4 separate regions of the Mus musculus genome follow, and regions 2, 3 and 4 are each linked to region 1. A link is a loop called in an ENCODE intact Hi-C map of the cell type or tissue named here. Cell type or tissue: heart. All regions are shown on one strand. Each heading gives the region's core, and the rest is flanking DNA. Links, peaks and the distances in the headings are about the cores only. Region 1 overlaps Lcp1 (lymphocyte cytosolic protein 1). Region 2 overlaps Cog3 (component of oligomeric golgi complex 3). Region 3 overlaps Slc25a30 (solute carrier family 25, member 30). Region 4 holds the start of Lrrc63 (leucine rich repeat containing 63).

Region 1 (8,310 bases), core at 2,464-4,963:
TGTGCCTGGAACTGGTCCACTCCTACAGGGGAAGATGGGTCTCCATCCAGGTGGGTGTGCTTGCTTCTTTGCTTTTAGCCCTTTGGTTTGCATAGCAAATATCGACTCTACAACCCCAGACAGCTGGGTCCTTCCTCCTCACTGTATCCTTTGCCAGTCTTCTCTCAACTCACACATTCTTCCTCTGCCCCCGCCCATCAGCACAGCTTACCTGAGTAAGAGTGCTGGGTACCAACGCTGGACTGCTCAGAGGTGCCGCCAATCGCACAGATCCCTTCCTTCTTGTTGATAGCTTTTCGGAAGGTTTTGGCAACCTCGGTGCTTTTTAAGCCATGGAAGACCTGTTAAAAACATGTTTGGTTCATTTGGTTTTGATTTTGATTTTTTTGTTTGTTTGTTTGTTTGTTTGACCAACTCTTTGTTACACAGTTTATGCTGGCCTGGTGCTTACTATGTATCCCAGGCTGGCCTTGAACTCAAAAAAAATCCTCTTGCCGGGCAGTGGTGGCGCATGCCTTTAATCCTAGCACTTGGGAGGCAGAGACAGGTGGATTTCTGAGTTCGAGGCCAGCCTGGTCTACAAAGTGAGTTCCAGGACAGCCAGGGCTATACAGAGAAACCCTGTCTCGAAAAACCAACCAACCAAACAAACAAACAAACAAAACCCCAAATCCTCTTGCCTTAGGTTCCCAAGGGCAGGGATTAAGGAGGTGGGCACTGTGGTGGTTTGAATATGTGTGGCCCCATAGATTTATGTGTTTGAATGCTTGTCCCATAGGGAGTGGCACTATTAGGATGTGTGGCCTTGGAGTAGGTGTGGTCTTGTTGGAGAAAGTGGTCACTGTAGGGGTTGGCTTTGAGGTCTCCTGTGCTCAAGCTATGCCTAGTGTGACACACAGTCTCCTTTTCCTGCCTTTAGGACAGGATGCAGAACTCTCAGCTCCTTCTACAGCACCATGCCTGCCTGGATGCTGCCATGCTTCCCACAAAGATTATAATGGTCTGAACCTCTGAAACTGTAAGCCAGCCTCAATTAAATGCTTTCCTTTGTAAGGGTGGCTGTGGTCAGCGTGTCTTTTTACAGCAATAACACCCTAACCTAGACACACACCCAGGTAGATTAAGACATTTTTAGAAACTCAAGCTGTAGTCAAGGAAACCACAAAGGTAAGAACTGTACCAACGAGCCAGGAAGGGACGGATCGCCTCTCTGGATGTTTGTTGACACTGAGTTCAAGTTTCAAGTGCATGGCCTTGAATTCAGTATCATTGCTCACCTTGATAAACTCATCAAAGCTGATCTTTCCATCTTGGTCCAGATCACCTGTGGCCATCAGGTTTTCTGTGATTTCTCTCACTCGGTACCCAGGCAGAGGCAGGCAGGCGGCCTTGAACAAGTCATTTAGCTCATTGCAGCTGATGTATCCGTTGCCATCGGTATCTGTGACACAAAGGATAGAGTGAAGCTCTAAGGTAACTCGGGTGCAGTCTTTAGAAAGGCAAAGGGATACTAGAGGATGGGTGGAGCTGGAGAAAGATGACCAGGCATGGGTCTGACCCAGATAGAGGCAGAAACCTGCCAGGAGGCCTATTGCTCTTGGATCTAGACAGTCACATCACTTCCAACACCCACAGTAAAAGACTAATTCTAATTAAGATCTTGAAATTAAGGGGATACTAACAGGATATTTAGGAACGTGTGCAGGCATGTATGTGTGCATCTTCCTGCATGTGTGTGTGTCCACACATGTGTTTGTGTGTGTGTGTCTGTGTTGTGTATGTACCCATAAGGGCATATGTACATGTAGAGGTCACAGGACAACTTTGGGTGTTGTTCCTCAGGAGCCATTTGTTTTCCAACACAGGGCTCTCCCACTGAAGCTGAAGTTCCCCAACTGGCTAGACCAACTGGCCAGTGAGCCCCAGGGACTCACCTGTCTCTGCTGCCCCGTGTGGGACACCAGGCCCAGCATTTACGTGGGTGCTGGGGATCAAACTCAGGTCCTCACGCTTGAGTGGCAACATTTTACTGACTGAGCCCTACCTGCTTCTGCAATCCTTAGGAATTCTTAGAGAAACTTAAAAAGTAAACCACAAGGGGCTTACCAATAAGGAGTGGAAGAATATCAATATAAAGGAAATCAAAGGAAAGCAGGCAGAATGTAAATAAGGGCGTGTAGGGAACGCCTATGGGAAAAGGCTGCGGGCTCACTGTTTTAACTAGGAAGGACCTGTTTTCTCCAGCGCACCTTACTGAAACCAACTCTCCCCGGCTCTAATTCCTCCGAAAGCTGCGACCCTTTGATACAGTTTATCATGTTGTAGACCCCCAGCCATAAAATTATTTTCATTGCGACCTCACAACTGTAATTTTGACACTGTTATGAATTGTAATGGAAACACCTACGATTTCTAGATGTCTTAGGTGACCCCTATGAAGTTTGACCCCCCAAAGGGGTCGCGACCCACAGGTTGAGAACAGTGGTAAACAGTGACGGGGCGTGACGATGGGGGCGGGGGAGGGGGCGTGGGGTGGGGAAGAATCAGGTCCACTCACCAACTTTGGCAAAAGCCTCTCTGAGCTCCATCATTTCTTCGTCAGACACGGATCCTCTGGCCATTTTCACTGCTTTAGGTGACAGACCTGGGAGAAGAACGTCAGAGTGAGCACTGTGCATCTAAATTCCAGTAAGCTCAGAACAAAGCCTGTCTATTAGAGGAAGCCATGTTCGCCCCCACCCTCCATGACTTTCAAAGCCTCCCAGCCTCCCACGTGGGGTCATCAAAGACAGCTGCCTGCAATCTCTCCCCTCCCCGCACCACGAGGCAGCTCCTCACGTGGTAAGCTGTGCTTATCTATATTGACTTAAGGCTTAGTAAGTGCTTATCTAAACCGACCTTAGGATTTCTGTGACAATCAGAAGGTGATGGAGGGACTGGAAATTCCCACCTCCTTTACTTTGAAATATTCATTCTTGGGCCACTCATCCTTTGTCGGCCCCCCTCCCCCTGTTCTCATAGGGAAGTGAGAAGAATTAAGGTGAAGGAGAATTAAGTACCAGCCCCTCCTGAACTCCCAGCTAAGGGATTCACCTGGCAGCTGGCTGAGAAGGCCAGGGTGAAACTTCTGACCCATTTGAACTCTAAGCCAACATTACAAGGAACAGAGAAAGAGGTGGTAATATTGCTATATTTTGGAGTAATTTACCATATAGAAACATACAATTAAAACCTTTAACTTTTACATAAGTAACTTTACAAATGCCATCATGATTATCTTTAAATTAATGCTTGGCCACGCCCGTAGATATCCTTTATAAATTCAGAGAGTTCTGTGCATAAGTTTGACCATACACAGTCAAGGATGAAGGAAGGAGGTGACCTTCTAAAAATTCAAATATGAAAATCTGAAACACATCTTAAATGTTTTCTCAGAAACGTTTGCTGAGCAACCTGCTATCCCTACGCATCACTGCTGCCCCCTTGTGGTAAGAAAGTGAATGAACCAGAAAGGCTCCTTGCTACATTGGGGATGGAGGTTCCATTCGCCAGATTTCTTGATTGTAAATGGAGTAGGGAAACAGCAGATGAGATGTGTCTAACTATAATTTTATTTTGACCATTGTAATAAACTTATATATTTTAAAATATTTCCCATTTATGGCAAGGATACTTTAAACCCATTTTCTTTTTTATGTTTCCACATTATTCTGTGGTGTTGTGTTTGTTCTCAGTAACGACTGACATCCGTGCAAAAAAAGCAAATGTTATAACAATAAACCCCATGGGTCAAACTGCACCACACTTCAAACTGCATCACACATACCCGTGAAACCTCCATCCACTCTTATCTGCCAATGGGAGTGGCACATGTCTGCCAGTGTGAGTGAAACTCTCCAGCCACATGAAATGACAATGGCTCAAACTTTTGTTATCCAATATTTTGTTAATAAAATTCATGCATGAAAATGAAAATAAACAAATGCCCAGGCCACAAGAGTAAGCAAATAAAAGTAGCAAGCCTTAGAGTGTTGCCTGAGAAGCTCAGACTACTCCCCACCCAACAGGATCTTAGCTCCCATCATCGGTGGGAACTAGAGACATGGTTGAAAGTATCTAATATAGGTGCATTTTAACTCATTTAAGAGGCCTTTTTGCTATTGAAACTTTATTTTATTATCATTGGCCTTCTATATCTAACAAGATAGTGGTATGATGGGTTCTCTGGGGGGACCCAGGACATGCTGAAGGACAAGTGTACAAACACACATGATCTCGTTCACAGAGCACAGAAATTCTGAAGAGACATGCACTAGTGATCGGACCACCACCTTCTCTCCATTCCCTCTCCTTCTCCATTCTCCTCTTATAATCAGATTTCCAAAACTCATTTGAATAGAGGCATCTTCAAGCCAAAGAACAATAAACATAGATGCAGCAAGCAGATGCAGTCAGCGAGGAGTTTCAGCAGTCAATGGATGCCTAAAATCTGTCGCACTTTGCTAGTAAGTGGCTGAAAGTTAAACTCCAGCTCTCTAAAAGCTAATGCTAAAAAGAACCATAGGCTCATAGCAAAATCCTTACCAGGCACTAAGAAGAGGGATTTGTGGGGTGCAGTAAGCACCATATTTTACTGTCCCCCGATGACTCTCAGTATAAGCTGACGGTATGCATTAGTACAATTATTTTCATTTTATAGAGAAGGACACAGAAGCTGGGAGAATCTAAGACTCACATCTCAGCAACATTCCAACTCTCATTTCACTCCCCTCTTCCCGGCTGTGCACCCAGGCTCCACTCCACCATGCCTTTCTCTCACTCTCTGCACTTGCTCATAGATCAGCAGTCGCTAATAAGCATCTTGAATACCTTAGCTAGTGGGGCATTGAATGTGAACATCATGAGCCTGTCTGGGAATTGCAGAAGAGGAAGTTTGCACTTCTGCATGTTATGCAATGGAGGCCTCTGTTATAGGAAAGTTGCTGTAACTTTACTAAGTTACTATGGCTGAGTTGGCTCATCTCACCTCAACAAGACCAACACCGCACATGCGCATTCATAGCAGGGTCTCCCTAACACACTGCGGCAATTCCTAGAGGCCACAGCAAGTCTGGTTCTACAGCTGTCAGGCAGGCCTCCTTGTTAGACATCCCACACTTGGTATATAGGTGTCCATAGGTGCTTACGTTCCACACATATTTTATGAATGCCTACTATAGGTCAGGCCCTGCTCTTTCTTCCAAGGGAAGCCTGACCTGGTTAGTAACGGAAAAGCACAGCACAAGGACTGTGGTTGAGACGAGTAAACTGGGTCGTGGAATCTAAACCTGGCCCTGGGTTTGCACACAAGAGTGTCCGATTATTGGACACTGTGAGAGACTGCTGAGAAGTTCAAGTAGAAATAGAAATGAGATTGCACTGTGTCAAAAACAGAGCTAAGAGAACTGGAGAGATGGCTCCGCAGTTAAGAACACATACTATGCTAACAGAGGAGATGTATTTGATTCCTAGCACCCACATCGGGTAGCTCGGCAACACCTGTAAGTCCAACTCCAGGGGCCCCGATGTCCTCTGGCCTCACCTGTACAAACGTGGTGTGCATAAACTCATGCAGGCACCCACATATACATAAATAAAAATATAAATAACTTTTAAAGAACAGAGCCATAGAAGCAATAGAAGAACCATCGAAGTGGGAAAAAAAAAAACCTTCAAAGGTCATGGTATAATGAAGGAGAAATGTTTTAGTATAAATACCAAATGTCTCCAAGCATGGTGGCATACCTCTTTATCCCAGCACTCAGGAGGCAGAGGCATGGGGAAATCTCTGAATTTGAGACCAACCTGAACTAGTGAGTTCCAGGACCACAGAGGGGAACCCTGTCTCAACAAAACAAAGCAAAACAAAACAAGCAAACCAACAAAAACCAAAACAACCACAAAATAAAACCAATATGTTGGTCAGGAACAAATGTCTAATATAATGTAACATACCACCTAACAATATTCTCTTTAGAGGTTTGTGGGTGGGAAGATCAACTTGGAGATGAAAATAGTGGAAATAACTTCATGTTTAAAAATCCTCAAGTCTTCATTGGTTCAATAGCTTTGAGAAAGAAAGAAAGGAAGAGAGAAAGAAAGGAAGGAAGGGAGGGAGGGAGAGAAAGATGGAGGCAGGGAGGGAGAGGAAGGGAGAGGGAGGAAAGAAGGGGGGAGAAAAGAGTACTTAAGCAGTATAAGAAATGGGCTGGTAAGAGGGTTGGAGCTGACAGCTTAAGTTGCTGTGGCCACTGTGGGCTGTGTAGGGCCCAGACTTACACAAATCATTGTGTTTCTTTTACCTTCATGCTGAGCAGGACCTAGAAAAACAGCTCCACTTTTAGAGACTGGAGCATCAGATGAAGTTTATTACAGTTTTCTGATTTATGCACGGGGTAAACTGTCATGCAACCACGTGAAATGCTTTGTGCACAAATGCTCCAAGGCCGTTCCAGTTGGTGTTCCCAATACAGAGAAGAGAAGAGAGAGGGTGAAGTTACCCCTAAAAGTCTCAGTGACTTTGACAGAGAGGAGACTCTTCAGCTAATTAGACCAAGTGCGGTGTGGAAAGGAGAGTGCTTCCCCAGCGTGGGGCAGGACATGATTAATGTTCTAACATGCACACCAGCCATGTCTAAGAAGGACATCGCTGCAGTAGTGTCTAATTTTAGATATCGTACATAGTTTATGTGTTTGCCTGAGGGGACTGTGCCCATTTTCATTCCTGCAGTTAGAAGGAGTGGACTATCTTATCACCACCTATTATCCAGGTCCTCAGGGGAAGGTGTCGCTTTGCAATACTAGCACCATATAGGCAGCAGTAAAGGCTCCTACTTGGGTATCAGGAGCCCAAAAAGAAAGAAGGCACGTGTCTTCCAGGGCACGAGGGAGTACTTTCAATTGAGCTTTACAGACTCTGTTGTGAGTATGGTTCATACTATTTATTCTTTTTGCTTCTAGGGCCTATATATATTAATCATGTGTTCTTCCACTGAGCTATATCCCCAGACCCTGCCCGTGCCTTACCTTTTGGTAAAACATTTAATTGTATTTTATTTAGTGTGGGGGAGTGTATGGCTGTGGGTGTGTTACATCGAACAAGTAGGGGTAAGAGGAAAACTCGAATGAGTCCGTTTCTCTTCTTTCAGCATGTGGGGACCCAGGGATCCAACTCCGGTCGTCAGGCTGAGTCCCAATCACCTTTACCTGCTGAGGCATCTCACCAGCTCACGTGTCCCTTTCTAATGACCACACCAACTAACAATGCTCTGCCAGGAAGCATTTCAACTAGCAGTAAGCTCAGGACCTTCCCTTATGGATCCCTACCCAAACCATTAGATCTAAGAGAACGAATCTCAAATCATTTCTCTGGGTCACTTCTGCTTTCCCGTGGGGACTTTGGCCTTTTCGATCCATCGCCATAGAATCCCAAGACAGTTGGCTAAAGAGATCGCTAGGTTTTTTTTTTTTTTCTGTTTGTTGTTTACTTAATTTTAAAACTAGCTCAATACCTCCCCAGCTGCCGAAGCCACAAAGTCTGCTCCTTCTCGACAGACAACAAGGTTTGTGAGAATGAGTTATTACCGAAGAATTTTGACTCAAATTGCCCAAGGACCAGATGCAGAAACCGCGTGTTAGGTGTTTACCACAGATCACAGTGCTGAGGGATTTGCAGAAGAACACGGCTCCTCTAAGTGAGTGTGGACTTAGGAGTGGGGATTTCTCAGGTTTCAGAACTGATTGTGAAAACAGCAGAAAGAGGGGGGCAGCGGCCTGTCCCGGTGTGGTGACGCAGGCTACTCTGGGTGCATCAGTGTTAAGGTTAGGGACAGTAGTGACCAGTTATCCACCTGCTAGAGTCCCAGGCATCTGCCACCTCGTATCACAGGATCAAGGCACACTTCTGCCTGTGCCCCACTTTCTCTGCAATCTGACTCTGTAGGTGAAGGAAAACTGGAAACTTCTGACTCTTGGTCCCAGTTGCATCTGAGCAACCTCAGGGGATCTCAGCATCCACCAGGGGGATGACAGAGCTTCCGGAGACCTCCGAGAACGGTGAACGATCAGAAACGCACTGTCTAAGCAACACAGGAGCTACCGGGGCTGACAGTAGCTTAAGGTGACTAAGATATGAAGCAAAGATGTGACACGGTTCTGTAGCCAAAGAAAACATTCGTACAGTTTAAAAGGGTGAAAGCTGCTTGCCGACTCTGCTTCACAGGAACACCCTTAGGAGAGCTAACAAAGAATATACCGCAACTTACTCTGTGT
Region 2 (2,500 bases), core at 1-2,500, 520 kb before region 1:
TCTCCCTCGGCCTTGCCAGGAGGTGGAGCCCTCCTCTGCTCTCCCAGAATGCCTGTGCCACAGAGATGGAGCTCTGAGGCCACTGGTAGCCACAGTGCACCTTCAATCCTGTGCGTTCCAGATTGACAAATTCCATTTCTATCTTCAAAACTTTAGATAATTGAGGAGAGTCTCCTGATAAAAGTTGTCCCTAGAGAAGCTCTGCCTTTATGTCAGGTTCTCCTCTTGTGCATGGCTTTGAGAGATAATCTCTACATAGGGATTAAAGGAGCATGGGACAAACAAGTTCCAGATAGGCAGAGCTAAGTTTTAAATAATGTTTGCAAGATTCATCTCTCACAGTTTTATGATTGATCATGCCTAAAGTCCCTGTTGGAGATGGTTAGCTAAACTGGAACATGTTTTGTATGGTGGAGTATTGCACAGCTGCTAAATTTAAAGATGTAAAACAATAAACATCACTTCCCTGTATTATGACAAATAAAGGGTAGCAGAAATAAGATATAGACTGCGGCCTTATGTAGCAGAGATGCCACCGAGCTCTCTGCCCTCATCCCTACACATGTCTTTATTATTTACAGGTTTGTTCAGTGAGATGTTTCTCAGCTCTTTAGAAAGATTTGGTCATACTCGATAGCCTTTTGTACTCTATCCCTCTAAGCCCCCAAGCCTTCTGTCCTTACTATCTACCGCCCTTTATGTAACTGTTTCCTACATGTTCTAATGTCTGTCTGCAAACCTTCAGTTTGCTTGGTCAGAGTTGCTAGCACATTTGGTTTTGTGCCTGAGAATCTGTAATTTTTGCCTTCCAACTTACAAGTTTTTTTTAAGGTACATTATCATTGCATAAATTGAACACCTAGTGTGTAGTAAATTAACATAATACTATTTTCCTAAGTTACAACAACTGTAATAAAGAAAACAAAGTCTATGTGACTCAGTTACAACTCGAAAAAGTGTTTAGAATGCACAGCATTTCCTATTTGTCTGCTGCTGTGCTCACAAGCCAGGTGAGCCTCCATACATGTGCTGTTGCCATGGTGATTGTGCTCCTTAGGAGTCAGTGGGGAGAGGGACTGAGAGCAGTCACTGAGTCCTCTTCTACTGCTTATGAAGGGTAACTTTATCTTTGCCAAATTTAATATGCAGACTTCATTAGAAATGTTTCAAAATAAAATTCTGCCTCAAGGAACAGCCTTACTTTATTAATACACAAACTTTTACCACAAGGACTATAATTATTATGCTGGGACTTGGTCAGGTCAGAGCTTTGAGAGCGCCACTTAAGTCTCAGGCTCTTTCAGATAGTCCTGAGTTAGCAGAAGGGCTTGTACAGGGACAGCCAGCACGCTGTTGGTGTCTGGTAATCCAGGACGGGGGTGCCAGGCCAGTTTATATTTGGAAGCTCCTTTTGTACTGTGTCTGATGTTGTGGATATCAAAACCATGTAGGCCAAATAGGGAAGGATGTCCTCCTAAGAGAGGCTAGAAGGCTGTGAGCAAGCCCATTCAGACTCGTTCTCGGAGCTTTGCTGTGCTGCTCAGTGTGGCTCTTAGGTGGCAGCATTGTTTTTTAATCTCTGTCCCAAGTTGAAAGTCTCGACTTCTCTTCCTAGCACTTGTGTGGTTTGCTCTCTTGGGTTCCTTAAGTAGACCAAGTCATAATGTTCAAAGTCCTACCAAGAATTTTCCAGAGAACTTTGACATGGGTAACCTGGAGAGAGCTCATGGTACTGCAGAGAACTATCACTTTGAGGCTGTAAGTTTGCATAGATTTAATGTTGAGTGATAATGTCTTTTATATGTTCCTATTTTGATTTAATCTGTGACAATATCCATTTTTTTTTTGTCTTATAATTTAGACTCAGATTGATGGACAACTTTTCTTAATTAAACACCTTTTGATTCTTCGAGAACAAATTGCTCCATTTCACACTGAATTCACCATTAAGGAAATTTCCCTGGACCTCAAGAAAACTAGAGGTACTTTGTTGTCCTGGCTGGCACAGTTGGGTGTATTTGACCTGTCCAGGTGTGTCAGCACAGGCTACAGGTTTATTTTATGTTCATCTGCAATTTCTTTTGCATGCTTTGCTTGCTAAATTTACTTATTCATACTAAACTAAGCTGTCAGTATCCTAATTACTTCTAATTTGTTTTATTTTCTTTATTAAAGGAGCTATATCTGAACATTTCCATGTGTGATACAGTTTAACTCTCTTGGGCCCTTCCAGATACTACCATTAGAAGCAGTTATGAGATGAAAATAACTATAAATAAATACCTATAAGACACATAGCAGTATCTGTGTCATCAAATTGAGGTTTATCTGGTACCTGAGAGTCAGGTTTTATTCTTGGCTCCTGTGTAGACTTGAACTAAGGGGCGGTTAGCTTCAATAACCCATCTTCCTCCTGTATAAAGGGAACAGAGTGACATCATCTTCCTTCCTTGATTACCAAGATCATTAAGAGTGAAACCAAAGATATGTCACTGTGTTT
Region 3 (8,310 bases), core at 3,185-5,684, 570 kb before region 1:
GCTGGAGAGCCCAAGGTAGAGCAGGGTCTGCCAGCCATAGTCTCTAACACTCAGGGACTAAGGAATGCTGGGAGAAGCTGGAGGCCAGGACTGTTTGGGTATGTTAAGTAGGCACCTCAGCTTTTGTTTCTGTCCTGGGTTTGAAAGATAACATGGGCTAAGCACGCCACAGGCTGGCCTCTGTACTGGCTAGTTTTGTGTCAACTTGACACAGCTGGAGTTATCACAGAGAAAGGAGCTTCAGTTGAGGAAATGCCTCCATGAGATCCAACTGTAAGGCATTTTCTCAAATAGTGATCAAGGGGGAAAGGCCCCTTGTGGGTGGGACCATCTCTGGGCTGGTAGTCTTGGGTTCTATAAGAAAGCAGGCTGAGCAAGCCAGAGGAAGCAAGTCAGTAAGGGACGTCACTCCGTGGCCTCTGCTCAGCTCCTGCTTCCTGACCTGCTTGAGTTCCAGTCCTGACTTCCTTTAGTGATGAACAGTAATGTGGAAGTGTAAGCTGAATAAACCCTTTCCTCCCCAACTTGCTTCTTGGTCATGATGTTTGTGCAGGAATAGAAACCCTGACTAAGACAGCCTCCTAGAGATGGGAGGGTGGTATCCAGGATGGAGAACTATGTCTTGTGTTTGTTAATTCTGGCTTGAATTGTGTATCCTATTGGAAAAACTTAGAGGGGCAGGAAATAACTATGTGTGTTCTTCAGGTGGTACCCGCCTTCCCGAGTTCTTTGCAAGGAATGTTTATGCGTTTTACTTGAGCGGGCAAACTGACCCCACATTGGCATTTTCCTCAGGTTAAGTAGGGCCTCAGGCTTCCACTTAGGGACGTAATAATTACCTCTGATTTCAAGACCCAAGTGTGCTTTTCTTAACATCTTTTTAAATGTGAAGATATTCATTTTAAGCTGGGTGTGGTGGTGCATGGATTTAATCCCAACAGGAGGGAGGTAGAGGCAGGTGCCCTGGAGGCCAGCACAGCCTACATATGGGGCTCCAGGACAGCAGGGCTACAGAGACACCCTGTCTCAAAAGAGCAAACCGGAAAAGTAAAATTAAAAAAAAACATTCTAGCCGTAGTGTCTGCCTTTGCATGGAGTGAGGGGGAGGCGCGCAGGGGTCCCTCTGAGGGTTTCTGATGCGTAGGTTGGCTTTCATCTGTCTGCATGCCCACATGACAGGATTGCACCCGCAATGCTGCGCCAGGCCTCCTATGGAACCATCAAGATCGGCACGTACCAGAGCCTGAAGCGGTTAGCTGTGGAACGCCCAGAAGGTGAGCGGCCCCCTGTCCACCTGCAGAGAGTCAGTGGGTTGTTGGTTGCTTTGTTCCAGACATTTTGGAATGAGTTTTCAATTATTTGGTTAATTTTCTACCAGTAAAGAAAAGACTGGGTACAAAGAGTAAACAAACTGCTCATACTGAGCCAAGCCGGAGAACGTGTGTGAGGAGCTGTTTGTACAAATGTTTTAGTCATTTGCTTTTTTTTTTTTTTTTAAAGATTTATTTATTGTGTATACAATGTTCTGTCTGCACAGCCAGAAGAGGGCGCCTGATCTCATTATAGATGGTTATGAAGCACCATGTGGTTGCTGGGAATTGAACTCAGGACCTCTGGAAGAGTAGCCAGTGCTTTTAACCTCTGAACCATCTCCCCAGCCCCCCATTTGCTTTTTGTTTGTCTGTTTTTTCGAGACAGTGTTTTTCTTTGTAGCCCTGGCTGTCCTGAACTCAATTTGTAGACCAGGCTGGCCCTGAACTCACAGAGATCTGCCTGCTTCTGCCTTCCTCAAGTGCTGGGAAGAAAAGCGTGCACCACCACACCCAGCCCATCATTTGTATTTTTAAATCCGTGCCTCCCTAACTCCCCTGACCTCCCCCACCTCCTGACCCCTCCCAACATTATGTTTCTCCTTTATGAAACATTGTTTCCTATGTTCCAGACTCTAATTTGTGCACTGTGTATTTGTGAGAGCATCCACTGCAGTGCAGTTGACTACCAGCTGCCGTACTCTTAAAGGACAACAGCTCTCACCGTCCCAGAAGTCGTCAGCTGTCAGCAGCTCCTCAGCTAGGGGTGGGGACAGCCACTTGTCTTTATGCTCACAGTGCTTAGCCACATGCTACACTGTTTCTGCTTGTCAACTGAATTTCCTAAAATTGAGTGAATTACAGCCATTTTCAGGAAGGCACAGCATGAATACATGTCTTACAGTTAAGAGCTCTGATAGCTGCACGAGACTGGGATAAATATGAATATTTACAAGGCAATTGGACTGCGTGTCCATCTAGGCAAACAAAGATGAACAGTAGATAGTTATTTTAAAATAAATCGCTTGATTCACAGAGCATATAATAATATTCAGGTGAACAGGTAGAGTGTAATGTTTTTATATTGGAGTCACTTACAGCAAAAACTCTTACATACAAAAAAACCCAATCACTGTGTCTTTGTAGATGAAACCCTGCTGGTCAATGTTGTGTGTGGAATTCTGTCTGGAGTCATATCCTCAGCTATTGCTAATCCGACTGATGTTTTGAAAGTAAGTCCTGGCTGTGTGGTAGGGCACATTCCACACTTATGTACTTACTGCAGCGAGTGCACTGGGCCACTCTTACTGATCATACTGCCCTTGATATTAGTCACTTTCTCTAGTAGGGCATGTGGTGTGCATCCTTAATCCCATCACTTGAAGACCAGGTGTAGCCTGTTTCTCTATGAGTTACTGAGTAGGAAAAAAGGGTTTTCTTTTGAGACAGGGTGTGTGTGTGTGTGTGTGTGTGTGTGTGTGTGTATGTGTGTAGCCTTGGCTGTCTTGAAACTCACTCAATCAATAGACCTCCTAGTTTCAGACTTGTAGAGATCCACCTGTCTCTGCCTCCTGAGTGCTGGGATTAACAATGTGTGCCACCACTGGCTGACTTATTGCCAGTTTTCCCCAAACACCGTTACACCATTAAGCACTAGGTGGGTGGTTTTCTTAAGAGTCTCTGATGGTGGGGGTGGAGAATGGGCCAGTTTCCTTCTCACGTCGTTCTTTATGATCTGTAGATCCGAATGCAAGCACAGAACAGCGCTGTTCAAGGAGGCATGATAGACAGCTTCATGAGCATTTACCAGCAGGAGGGGACTAGAGGACTGTGGAAGGTGAGCCTCGCTGCAGTCTAATCCAAGTGTCCTCGCGGCGTAAGAAGAATGCCACTTCCTGCCTTTGAAGATGCCTTCTTTCTTTGTTTCTCTGTCTATAAAATGAGAACATGAATATGCTGTGGTTTTAAAGTGTCTTTTGGTTAGTACATACACAGGGTTTTGTGATAGCTGAGTACCGTTTATTTGATCTTTACTTTCTGTTGTTTCAATTCTTAGAATGTCCCCTGGGTCCCTGTCTCTTTGGGTGATTGGCCTGTTCAGTTTCATGACTTAGGTGAAGTCGGTGTTTAGGCAAGTGCCCATGAAGAATGCTATTTCCTAGGAACCCCATGACTCAGGGCTCATTGGTTCACAGAACAGACCCTCCCTAGACCCTGGTATGATCCCTCAGTGTGACAGAGAAGCTGGAGGCTTTCAGGCATGGTTTGCCCTAGCCCCAGGCTGGCCAGAGTCAGAACTGCCCTCCGAGCTTTCAGAGTTCTTGCTTGGTTGCCCTTTTCTGCTCTGTCGTGCCACGCTTCTCCCTAGTGGCAGAACTGGCAGCGGGTGGGATAGAACTGCCCACACCTCGGCCTTGTCTGGAGGGATGCGGAAATCATTTGCTGTTCACGTTTCTCCCCAGGGTGTGTCCCTCACAGCCCAGAGGGCAGCCATTGTGGTCGGCGTGGAGCTTCCAGTCTATGACATCACCAAGAAGCACCTGATACTCTCAGGCCTGATGGGAGACACTGTCGCAACGCATTTTCTGTATGTTTATGGATTTTAAAATTAATATTTTAGGTATGCATGAGCTTGGTAGGGTGAAAATTTTACATAAGTTTATGGAAGTTTTAGAGAAAGTATTGTAATAGTGTGGTATTTTCTTATTTGAAAAATTATAACTCAGAAGTCGAATGGGATGAGGTGAAGTCTTTGCCTTTACACAGGTAATTATATACCTGTATGTGTACAAACTGTATGTTTGTAAGCACCATGGACTTTATAAACAAATAAGGTCATGTTTGCATTGTATTACTTTTTAAAAAGTGACAACACAACCCAAATACATTTTCACTTCAGCTCTTACACCTTAGTCATTTTTGATTACTGTTTGTGTATGTGCCTGCAGAGGTCAGAGGGGTGTTAGAGCCCAGAGCCAGAGCTCCAGGCACTTGTGAGCCTTTAGGAAATCTAACTTGTATTCTGTAAGAACAATACACCCTCTTAAGTGCTCAGACACCTTGCCCGTCCTTAATTTTTGCTGTTGTTGTTGTTTTTTTTGTTTGTTTTAGTAATTGCAGCTTATCACATTTGTATGAACATATCATAGATCATTTAATCTGTGTGACTTGGTCTGGACAGGGACACTTAGCCTAGTGTGGCAAGTGTGCTGATTCTCACCACTAGGGGGAGCGCTATTCACAACTCTGTATGCCGCAAGCACAAGTAAACCTTTGTGCGAATAGAACAACTTCCCAAACAAAGAGTGACCAATTCAGTGTGTGAGGAATGCCGCGCTGGGAAAACCTCTGAGCTGATTGGTGCTGATAAAATAAAACCCGCAGCAAAGTTAAACTCAGTGGAGTTGAGTGTGAACAGAAGGAAAGTTCAGGAGCAGGAGCGCTCGCTCATGATGAGAATGGTAGAGAGCAGCACCCACAGTGTGCAGGAGTGTTTATGGCCAGAGACATGGGAACGGCGGCAGACATAGCATCTCCCTGAGGTTCAGCGTAGGACTTCCCAGCTCTCACGGGAGTGAAAGCGTAACCATTCCATTTTATGTTTTATATAACTCAGCAAGTCATAGGAATTACGTTACGGTTATTTATGTTCACAGGCAAATATAGGCTAACTATAACTCAGTTTAGCAACGGTACTCAGTGTAGCCTATGGTAGTCTAGTGAGACTGAAAGTCTAGGACAGTGTTTTGCAACCTGAGGGTTGAACGACCTGGGGTTGCCTAAGACCATCAGAAAATATAGGTATTTACACTCTGATTCATAACAGAAGCAAAATTGCAGTTATGAGGTTGCAATGAAAGTAATGTTATGGTTGGGGGTCTTCACAACATGAGGAACTGTATTAAAGAGCCGCAGCATTAGGAAGGTGGAGAACCACTGCTCTGTAGAACCCAAGACCATGGATGGGTGTGCAGTGAGGCGGTCTTATGTTTTATTTATTCTTAGGCCTATTTTTTTTTACATGTATGAGTGTTTTACCTGTGTGAGAGTATGCATATATGTATGTATATATGTATGTATATTCACTGTGTACATGCCTGGTACGTGCAGAGAACAGGGCATCAGAACCACTGGAACTGGAGTGTGCTGGGTTCTAAACCCAGGTCCTGTGTAAGAACTAGTGCTTTTAACTACTGAGCTACTTCCAGCCCCAAGGACCTCATTCTTGGTGCAGTTTGTGTAGCTTCTCCATATTTGTTTTGAAGGAATTCTGAGAGGAAGCTGTCTCATCTCCCTCCTTTGTAGCTGTAGCTGAGTGGTAGCTCACTTCTTGTCTTTTCCAATCCTGTGTTCTCCAACAGCTCGAGCTTCACCTGTGGCCTGGTGGGGGCCTTGGCCTCAAACCCAGTTGATGTTGTGAGAACCCGCATGATGAATCAGAGAGCCCTTCGAGATGGCAGATGTGCGGGCTATAAGGGTACCTTGGATTGCCTATTGCAGGTAAGTGTCTCTGCTGGATTGTCGTGCACACACACACATACACACACACACACACACACACACACGCACACAGGCACACATACACACACACACACACACACACACGCACACATACACACACACATACACACACGCACACACATGCACACACATACACACACTGAAGTCACTATTACGTTATGATAAGTATTAAAACTAAGATGAGTGAGCCCATAGAAGACAGAGTCTCTCAGTAGTGCAGCCCTGACTGTCATGAAATTCTGTCTCCCAGGTGACCGTAAACTCACAGAGATCCACCTGCCTTTGCTGAGATTAAAGGCCTGTGCCTGGCAGGACATACATAGCATTTTGCCACACTAGGATTGGAAGTCCAAGATTTACATGACATCTTATAAATGGAAGTTCATTTTCCACACACACCTCCCCAGCTAGGAAGGATGCTAAACTAGTAACATTTTCCGGGTTATATGACATCTTATAAGTGGAAGTTCATTTTCCACACACACTTCCCCAGCTAGGAAGGATGCTAAACTAGTAACATTTTCCGGGTTATATGACATCTTATAAGTGGAAGTTCATTTTCCACACACACCTCCCCAGCTAGGAAGGATGCTAAACTAGTAACATTTTCCGGGTTATATGACATCTTATAAGTGGAAGTTCATTTTCCACACACACCTCCCCAGCTAGGAAGGATGCTAAACTAGTAACATTTTCCGGGTTATATGACATCTTATAAGTGGAAGTTCATTTTCCACACACACCTCCCCAGCTAGGAAGGATGCTAAACTAGTAACATTTTCCGGGTTATATGACATCTTATAAGTGGAAGTTCATTTTCCACACACACTTCCCCAGCTAGGAAGGATGCTAAACTAGTAACATTTTCCGGGTTATATGACATCTTATAAGTGGAAGTTCATTTTCCACACACACCTCCCCAGCTAGGAAGGATGCTAAACTAGTAACATTTTCCGGGTTATGTGACATCTTATAAGTGGAAGTTCATTTTCCACACACACTTCCCCAGCTAGGAAGGATGCTAAACTAGTAACATTTTCCGGGTTATATGACATCTTATAAGTGGAAGTTCATTTTCCACACACACCTCCCCAGCTAGGAAGGATGCTAAACTAGTAACATTTTCCGGGGTCGTGAAACTGTTCCTTTTCCAAAGTGGACCTTTTTCCTCTTAGTCAAACTGGAACAAATATTCCCCTCCAGATGTGCCTCACAGGAGTAAATGAGCCCTACCACAGTTCCCACTGTAGAGAACTGTTTGGGGCAGAGGGAGGTGTTCTGCTGCCCCCTGGGTTGCCAGTGGCCAAGGCTTCGGGGTGCTTTGCAGGTCTCGGCACGATGCTGACGCTTCTTAGTCTCCAGGATTGCTTCACATTTTCAGAATTACATTTTCATTTTTTTGCTTTGGGGCTAGGGGTGGTAAGGGCAGTGGTTGTTCGTATGTACATATGGTCCCTTGGCATGATTGTTAGAGGTCAGAGGTCAAGTGGGAGGAGTCAGTTCTCTCCTTCCGTTATATGGATTCGGATGATCAAACTCAGGTTGGCATGTTTGACAGCAGGTGGCTTTGCCTGCTAAGCCTTCCACCAGCCTTTCCCTTCTTTATTGGAGGCAGGATCTTAATATACTTAACTGGCCCTTAACTTGGTGGGTAGCCGAGTGTGACCATGAACTTGTGGTCCTCCTGTCTCTACCTCCCAAGGGGTGAGATTATAGGCATGTGCCACCACACTGGGTTTTATGTGGTGCCAGGGAGTGAGCCAGCTTATTACCTGCTGGGCAAGGACTGGACCCCCTGAGCTCCATCCCCACTCCTCTGATATTGCTTTAATGAGGCAGACAGGAGACTTGGGAGGCAGAGGTGCTATGAATGCTATCTTCATCAAAATTGCTTACTTATTTCTGGCTTGTTTAGCAGCCCAGATGGCATGGAAGCTAATGGCCTGTTCTTAGAACTAAGTAATATTTAAGTCTGATTTCTTATCCATTGAGTTCCTGCTTGCCTGCTTTGGGAGGGGTTCATCTTCTCTGTGTGCAGTGGTTGTCATGCAGAAGTCTTTAAGGAACAAAGAGACAGAAAAGGTCTTTAGTCAGTCCTTCTAAAAAGGGTTATATTTTGTTTTTGAGTAAGCACGTAAAATGTATTCATTTCTCTCTGTTCTTTGATTAAAGCTGAAAATATTCAGCAGTTCTCTGTAATATTGAGCGTTTGAGTAGAATTAATGACCGAGAAGAGCTCAGCCTTCTGCATGGCCCCTGATGGTTTTCTTTTAAAAGATTTTATTGATTTGTTATATATACATATATAAATATGATGGGTACACTGTTGCTGTCTTCAGACACACCAGACAGAAAAGGGCATCAAATGCCATTACAGATGGTTGTGAGCAACCACGTAGTTGCTGGGAATTGAACTCGGGACCACTGGAAGAGCAGTCAGTGCTCTTAACCGCTGAGCTATCTCACCAGGCCCCCTGAT
Region 4 (8,310 bases), core at 2,579-5,078, 66 kb after region 1:
AACTTCAGGGGCTTAGAGATGCTGGACAATGAGCCTGAAAACCAAGCCAACAAGTGGCATCAGGAGGATGAGAACCCAAGAGAGCAGAGTTACGCGACGAAGCCCTTAATAAAATATGATGTTTATACTAGAATTCTCAAGGGCCCTGCACAACAGGGCCTCCCATGTAGAAAGTAATAAACCTGGCTCACACATAAGAGCAAAGCATGTCATGAATCAGACATGTCATAGTTAAGAGCACACAGGACAGTGACCTTTGTCAACATAACTGTCAAGACCTGGGTAAAATATTAAGGCCTAGATGTAATGTTTAGGCCTATATAAAATGTTAAGACCTATAAGGAAACGTTCTAATGTTGGCACCCAACCTCACAAACCACTCAAACACTAATCTCAACCAGATCGGGAGAGTTGATTGAGCGTATACCCCAGGACTGATCCAGCAGGACCTTAGTCCAGATTTGGGAACTGAACCTTGACCCTTAGTTAAGATCCTACAGGGGTTTTAAGCCCCAAATCCATAAACATCTGTGCCAAGTTATTCCACCAATCAGGATTTAGGGATAGGAGATTCCGTTAGGAACATGTCTTTGTTGTACATTGTCTAAAACATGATTACTTCTATTGGTTAGGGTATTCAACTGTGGCAGGGGATTTGTGTAGCCTTCAGGTCTTAACTTGTCTACACCAGGATAGGACTTGTGTTGTTTAACCTTCATCTCTTAACTTGTTCTTACCTAGGTCCTAACAATAACATCAAGAAAAGAAGTATTATTTAAATTTCTGGTGTAAATATTTCTGATGTCATCTAGTGGTACAATATATAGCCCACAATGAAAAATGATCACTACAGCTAAGAAAGTCAAATTCTCCCTGAGTTTTGGGAAAGAACGTGTAAGCCACACTACTCTGTCCAAACAACATAATATAAAACTGGAGAAAGAAAGAAGAAAGGAATATTGGTTCAAGTAAGTAGATAAAGTTCTGGGAGTAATCTAAGCCTTCATTTATGTAATCGAAGTGATAAGGCCTCAAAGTAATATTTAATTACTAAGATTGAGGTTTAATACCTAGCAAGGTGATGTACACAGAACAGGCACTCTGATGTATCATTCCAGAACAAATGGCTGAATTCATAGACATAACGTTAAGGGCACGTAGGCATTGTTCTTTCATACACTTGAACAGTTTTTTAAACTCCGCCATGTAGAGCCCATGACATTTCCTGGTTGGCAATGTTTTCCTTTTGATTTGAATCCCAGGAAATCTAACTCAAACAAAGGAAAGGAAGTACCATCCACCTTGAGAGAGAAAAGAAAACAAAGGCCCCCAAATAGTGTAGAGCAGAAGGAAAGCTCTGGTTTCCGCGCAGAGACACAGGGAGAAGAGGAATCTCTAGCAACTGCTTCTACCAAAAGGTTTTATTCCCATCCGAGAAATTACAAACCTGTTCTCCACTAAAGCGTGAGAACACTAGACATAAATATGTCTTTAAAGCCACACAGTGGTGACTGGAGGAGAATACAGACACTCTCTCTCAGTATGCACAACTAATATCAACAGTTGTAAACTCAGGCCAAGAAAAAAAATGCTTTTTCTCAAAAGCATCTCAGTGCCCTGAGGACTCAATAGAGAATCAATATGCACTCAAAGGTAACTATTCATTCTTTATAGGATCCTCTAAAAGTAACTCAAGCAAAAGAATACAAATATCTCCGGTTATTTTCACACAGTAAGATGCTAGCTTAGACCTAGACTGTCCAAAGCATTTAGCAAACTTCTGTCCTGTTTGTAAGGAAAACCAAACAAACAAAACAAGTTCTATGCAAGACAATGAAGATGCCAGCACACATTTTACATCATCTGACAGTGGCATCCTTTTACCAAAGGCAAATCTGAGGTCCTCTGAGCCTGCTCCATCCTTAGGACAGTCAATAGCATTATCTGCTGGGTGCTCACATCTCTGTTTTTGCATGAGGCCTTTATCTTATTTTAGCAACAACAACAACAAAAATGATGCAGGATGCCTATAACCTTGATGCTCACTGTGAACTTAAGCCACTTTTGCACAAGCCACTAACAGAACAAAAGCAGTGTGGTTCATTCTGGCTTGCAGTGCTTCTGCCAAATGGCAGATCTGAGGGGACACTTAAACTGGTACCGAACTGTACACCAGGTGAAATAGAACCTTAAAGCCAAAGCGGGAACACCCTCCCTTCCAAGAGATAAACAGGATGAAGGAAGACAAGGAGGAGGAGGAGGAGGAAGGAAGGAAGGAAGGAAGGAAGGAAGGAAGGAAGGAAGGAAGGAGAAGGTGAGGTAGCCGTACTTTCAAAAATAACAAATTAAATACAAGAAGTGCTAAAGTAATCAGAACTGAGTGGAATGTAGGCTTTCACAATTTTATCCCATGCTTCTGTCATTCCCATGGAAAATGTGTAAGGTATGGTAGAATAGCTGACATGGGCGTAGAAGACTTATCAAACCAGGGATTTAATTTTCATTACTATTTCATTTCTCTAAATGGTTGGAACTATAGTTACAGCAATAGTTATAGAAAACAAAATACTGACAACTGCTGAGGTTACATATTAAACTGCCCTGGGTCTGGCATGGTAGTTGCCAAAAGAAACCTGCAAAGAATGACAAAGCATTTTTTTTTAATTAACAAATGCACTTGCCTTGATTTTTGACTATGCAAAGCTAAGCATACATTTGAAACACATCTGTCATTGAAACTGAATTCCAGTAGGTCTCAGCTTTTAAGAATAGACTGCCCACACCTTTATCCTTAAGAATAGAAACATTTCTGCTGTTTACAAAATAATGAACAATATACATTACTTGAGACAAACGTGGCCACCAGATTTGCCTTTCTGTCTGCTTCCTGTCTTTCAGGGAAACCAAGCAATGTAAAACAAACACAGACGAAAGTGAAATAAAATCCCTGGTTTGGAAAGGGTACCTAGTAAACAACAAAGTAATCTACATAACAAAACCACCAACCAACACACCACAGGACAACAGTTGTACAGCATTACCCAGATTCATCTTTAATTATTTTCCCATTGGTTCAAAATATATGCTTGCTCTTAGGAGAAAAAGGAAGACTTGGTTAGTAAACGAATCTAGAAGTCTCTGATTTCCCAAGGTGCTATTGAAATTCCCACACCCTTATTTAAGAAGAGAAACACTTAAGGGAGGTGACTGGAAGGAAGTGCCCCTTACTTGAATTCTCAGTTGGATTTTCCCGTCTCTGTAATAGGTTCTTTCCAGTTTTCGTTCTCAAATCTCCAGAGAAGCAAGCACATACAGGCAAACAAGCGCGGTATATCTACCACTGAACATGGAGACAGCACCAACACCGGTAATCACAGCCAACCACCGTGACAGTGAGACCTGGGTGTCCTTTTAAAGAGCTTTGGAACCACTCACTGCCTTACAGCTCTCGGTTCCCACACAGTTCCACTTCCACCAAGAACTTTAAAAACAGAAAGACAAACCAGGTTGCACCCAAGAGACAAGAAGGAAAACAGAACGTGCGATTTGGAGACAAGGGTTTTACTGCAAAATGAGTAACGGTGGCCAGCTGCCCAAAAGTGTAGCCGTATTAGAAAATGCCAACCCAGTCTCCAGACACCGGTGTCAAGTCATGGAGAAAAGTAAGTAAATAATAGTGGCCACTGTTTTAAGAGTAAGAATAGTAATAACGATTGTCACCACAGCCTTCCGTACAGCTACACGTGGAGCCACTCCTCCCGGCTCCACCACTTCAGCCTCCGGGCATCCTGCGCTGCCCGCAGCAGAATTAGGGGCCACTGGCCTAAGGTGGCGAAATCAGTGGGTGGATCGAGTGGGCGGGGCAGATGGGCGGGGCTCAATGCCCCGCCCCTAGTTCCCGACGTGCCCAACCCTCGTGCGCCTGCGCTTCTTACCGGGCTAGCTGGGGGGGGGGGGTGTGCGGGTGCGGGGGGGTGGGGAAGTGTTGGGGGGCGGGGACTAGTTGGTGGTCCTTACTATGAGCGTAATTCGGCTGTAGCAGGGCTTGGGGATGCTGCTAAAGGAGCTGCGTCCAGCACAAACATGGAATTAGACCTAACTGGAGACCTCGCTAGACAGTCACTGGCAGCCAGGACTCAGGGATAAAGGAGATGGACGTGGGAAATCTGGTCTGTGTGCTTGAAGGCAGGGTCCGTAGGAGCTGGACACTTGGGGACTGGGGGGTGGTGATGGGGTCTCCCCACCAACTAGAAAAGGAAACTTGTGGCGGGCGGGCACGCGCTACCAGCCGACAAATCAGGAGCGAGCGCTGGCCTGCAGTTACCTTTCGCGGGTAAACCGCTCTTCTGCACCGCACCAGGGTTCCCTGCCTGCCGGGCATTCCGCGGAGCTGCACTGTGCCAGGCACTTTTGAGGTTGCCCTGAAAACAAAGACTTATTTTGGGCGGTGGGGCGTGGGGGGGGGGGCGGAGGACAGCTGGTGTCCTTATTTCCCTATTCTCTGGGATTCCCCGCCATCCTGGAACATCTCATTGTATTAAAAAGCCTGTCTTATTTTGGAGTTGCATAATTATGGACAAATTAAGTCAGCTGAGAGTTAAAACAAGCCATCGCCATACAAGAAAACCGTTTGTGTATGGTTAGATACTGTGGGATTTCAGAGGCCTTTACCTTCTTTTTTTTTTTTTTTTCCAAAATCCCTTCTAAGTCTATACTGATAATATTTGGGAGGTAGTGAATGAAATGCCAATGCCTATATTGCAGGGAGAGAGGTCACCATTTACTGACTGAAAATAGCGTTGGCTGGTTGAATTTCATACTCACACGGGAAATGTTAGCAAGGTCTAGATTAATAATAGAATATGTTTTATCTATATTAATTATTAATCTAAATTTTTAAAAGAAACCACCCTTCCCCGTGTAGCCCAGGCTGACCCTCCTGTCTCAGGCTTTCAAGTGTTGGGCTTACAAATGTATTTCCCAACTTCTAATTTTAAGCAAATTGGAAAGCAGGGGGATTTGGCTCAGTGATATGGCCTTGCATGAGACCAGAGTTTCAATATCCAGTACAGAAAGAAAACGTTAAACTTTTTGAATGCCTCTCTGTCTTTCTTAAGCTCCATGCTTAAGCCTGTATTAAAAATATGCCATTTTAAAAGTACTTCAAAAATAAATTTTAAATGATTTTTTTTACTCTTTCCCCCCCCCCCCTCCTTACAATGCTAGCCTGCTTAAACTCAGTATCATAGCAACTCAGAATGGTTTCCGTAAGGATATTTTCTAAGTGATAACCACTTCTTTTCAGTAACGATTCGTTCTCAGGAAGTTCAGTTCTCACTTAACCAGCAGCTATGAAAAAGAGCATTTATCGCTCACTCAAAACCCAGCAGCATCCACTACTTCTGCGAAGACCCTTACCTCCAAAGCTCCCTAAAGTACCTTTATTAAAAAAGAAAGTTCGTATAGTACATACAGGTATGTACAGATATGTGTATTAACCTTGGTGTGTTTTTTTTCCATAGAAATCCCTTGCTTTACTTAATTTACAATCTCAGTAAAGACAGTTACTAATAGCCATACGGAAAAATGTTTATCATAAGGTGACAACAACCAAGAATCAGTTCTATAGGTGTGCTCATTGATTGATCCTCATTCGTGGACTTGTCAAATATGAGTTTACTTACTGCTAAAATCCCCAAATCAATAGTTCTTCTGTTCATGGGAACGTGTGTTTAGATAAGCGAAAATACAAGTTCCACAACACGCATGAACCCAGTACACACCTGGATGACGCAGGATTGACTCTGCCTTCCTGTTTCAGCTCCTGTAATATAAACACGTGTTCCTTTCCTGGTCTACTTAATTCCATGGTTCTTTGAATTTTTTGTGCCCCCTCTTTTTTATCTGTTGGTTTATGATATCCATAAGTGTATTGTTGAAGCTCAGTCTAAACAAGAGAAAGCTGTAATGTGCTTAGCAGAGAACATCATGTCAGACGAACTTCCTTGATGTGTGCAGTATGCTTGGCTGTGAGGTCTATAGTAACAAACCAATGATATATTCTATATATTAGGAAAGTATATTTCATCATATCTATTCAAATAGTATGTCCTTAAATGCAGACCATAGAACCACACGATTATATGTGGATTGGTTGATGAAAATGTTGAGAACAGAGTCTTAAAGGAACCTGACCTTATAATTTTCCCTAGAAGTTCAGTGTAGGGTACTTGAGCATTTGCTAAGTCTAAACAAATAATGAAGATTGACTGTGTTTATTAAGCACACTGTAGGAACTGGTGATGAAATAGTCAACAAAACCAGACCTTGCTCATCATCTTCCACTAGTTTCTGTCAGGTGGGATAGGGGCCAGAGAGATGGTTCAGTGGTTAAGCACTGGCGGCTCTTCTTAGAGGACCAGGGTTTGATTCCCAGCAGCTACTTGGTGCCTCACAGTTCCAGAAGATCCAGTGTTCTCTTCTGGTCTCTGCAGGCACTAGGCAATCATGTCATGTAGGCAAAAACACTCCTACACATTTTTAAAAAGTTTTTAAAGATGAGCCACTTTTATAATGTTAAAGTTATCCTTTCATCTATGCCTATCAAAGATGTAAAAAAGCAATCTATCCATTACCCCCGAATCCGACAAAACCATTGTTGTGCCATTTCTACGTCATCCTTCCTGTGTTTCTGTGATGTCCCGTGTTTCTATATTTGCAAGCTGTTCTGTAAGTAGCACCCACGGCCCTGCAGATTGACAGCTCCTTACCAGGTTCTGTGCTGGACTTTCACTATTTGTCTTTGGTTTCACTCCATAGCCCAGTGCAGAATTTCTCGACGTTGGCACCACAAAGCTTATTTGCCTTTGCCATCTTGGAGAGTCTATGACCTTGACTAACATCAACCCCGAGTACTTTGTTCATAGTGGGTATTTGTGATATTTGCTCAATGAATGAACAAATATAAGTGGCTTAAGTCTAATTTATAAAATAAACATTATAACACGGAACCAGAACCTTCACATAGCCAAAAATTGGAACGTACCTGTTCATCGTACAGAATTTAATGACCTTGTTCCTGCTTTACATCACCTTTCCGTTGGCTACTAATAATGAGCTTCACAGGAAATGAAGACAGGAAGCAACAGGAGAAAGCAGCATTGGATACACTTGGATACATATGTGTGCACACAATGGTAGAGACCGGTGTAGTTAGCAGCTATGAGAAGCTGTAGTAGCAAGGCTTGAACCAAACCTTGACTTAAAGTGGGATACAAAAAAAAAAAAAAAAAAAAAAAGGAGACTGTGTGCTTTCTGCATGCAGAGGATAGTACTGGAAACGTATGAATAGAAATACCTTGGGGGGAAAAAAAGCTAAGGTCATGGTGAAATGGTTGGGTTAAGAATGCTGGTACACTTTGCTTAGGTGATAAGGCGACGCCAGCTCCCCCTTCAGTAGTCACTCCTTGGAGTCCTCCATACACAGCTCTCTGCCAAGTCCCCCTCAATTGGCTTGAAATGGGAAATTTCATGTCCCTCTCCAGCCACCAAAGGGAGAAGGGAGAGTCTGGGAACAGGGTTAACGTGGTGGCCATGACACCAATCACAGTCCCTCTCTCTCAGCCCAGCTCTGGCCTCATCCATAGAGGGGGAGTTGAGATGCTGGGTAGAGGATTTGTGTACCTTCCCGTTGAAGTTCCACCATACTGAATCCATTCCCTCCTCGCTGGAACGGAATGTTCATCGCCATTTATTGCAGTTAAGGCAACAGGAAGATGATGCCTGACATTCTGTCCCATAGGTAAGGAGAGGCACATCTGATGGACTGAGGTATCCAATAATGCAGGCTCCATAAATCTCTGGACCTAAGTGAGGAAAGAGTTCTTAGCAGAGACATAAACATGCAGTATCTTTTAGTCAGTATCAGCATGTCCCTATGTCTGAAAGGCTGCTTTTATGTTTTCATTTGGCATGAAAAAGAAATGTTGCACTTTACTAAATAATAATAAAAAAATTCAGATGGGGAAAGCTGATGATGAACGAGCCATTTCATCAAAAGTCCCTTTCGCCGTCTCTATTGCCAGAGTTTTAGTGACAACTGCCCCAAATCTCTTCTTTGTGTCTTGGACTTTTCCCCACGGTTTTTGTTCTTCCAAGAGTTGCTCCATCCTTTGTAAGTCGGTTAGCTTCTCAATTGTTTGCTCAAAGTATATTCCTATCAGTTTGACAGAAGTCCCCACAGCTAAGCGGATCTGTTCTTAGAAGGTGAATGAGAAGTAAAAAACAACAACAAAAAAACAGCCTTTAGCA

The links. A loop is a pair of places that touch in the nucleus more often than their neighbours do. Peaks named below come from ENCODE experiments on the same cell type or tissue, not always from the same donor. Only the 100,000 strongest peaks of a DNase experiment are listed, where the experiment ranks them.
Region 2: a loop joins it to region 1, with 11 times the contacts of the local background. A loop is called at or near these places in 14 of 42 quality-filtered maps.
Region 3: a loop joins it to region 1, with 4 times the contacts of the local background. A loop is called at or near these places in 3 of 42 quality-filtered maps.
Region 4: a loop joins it to region 1, with 2.1 times the contacts of the local background. A loop is called at or near these places in 5 of 42 quality-filtered maps.

Annotation. Positions count from the first base shown.
Region 1 is chr14:75,192,411-75,200,720 of GRCm38, reverse strand. Lcp1 (lymphocyte cytosolic protein 1) reads right to left here. Exons shown (of 17, transcript NM_008879.4): 3 at 2,558-2,644; 4 at 1,278-1,441; 5 at 212-341. The coding sequence starts at 2,621. Among named protein-coding and RNA genes, the nearest start is that of Cpb2, 46 kb to the left of the region's middle. In heart, for the core only: a CTCF peak has its summit at 3,476 (motif pointing left); no DNase peak of the experiment used is centred there.
Region 2 is chr14:75,719,174-75,721,673 of GRCm38, reverse strand. It overlaps Cog3 (component of oligomeric golgi complex 3), which reads left to right. Exons shown (of 23, transcript NM_177381.3): 17 at 1,862-1,982. Among named protein-coding and RNA genes, the nearest start is that of Cog3, 34 kb to the left of the region's middle. In heart, for the core only: no CTCF peak of the experiment used is centred there; a DNase peak (open chromatin) is centred at 1,353.
Region 3 is chr14:75,764,403-75,772,712 of GRCm38, reverse strand. It overlaps Slc25a30 (solute carrier family 25, member 30), which reads left to right. Exons shown (of 10, transcript NM_026232.3): 4 at 1,180-1,274; 5 at 2,457-2,542; 6 at 3,052-3,147; 7 at 3,773-3,897; 8 at 5,672-5,810. Among named protein-coding and RNA genes, the nearest start is that of Cog3, 14 kb to the right of the region's middle. In heart, for the core only: a CTCF peak has its summit at 4,522 (motif pointing right); no DNase peak of the experiment used is centred there; H3K27ac peaks cover 326 bases.
Region 4 is chr14:75,126,630-75,134,939 of GRCm38, reverse strand. It overlaps Lrrc63 (leucine rich repeat containing 63), which reads left to right and starts at 4,057. Exons shown (of 10, transcript NM_027581.1): 1 at 4,057-4,169; 2 at 5,306-5,475. The coding sequence starts at 5,352. It also overlaps a transcript of Lcp1 not described here. In heart, for the core only: no CTCF peak of the experiment used is centred there; a DNase peak (open chromatin) is centred at 3,879; H3K4me3 peaks cover 1,949 bases; H3K27ac peaks cover 1,564 bases.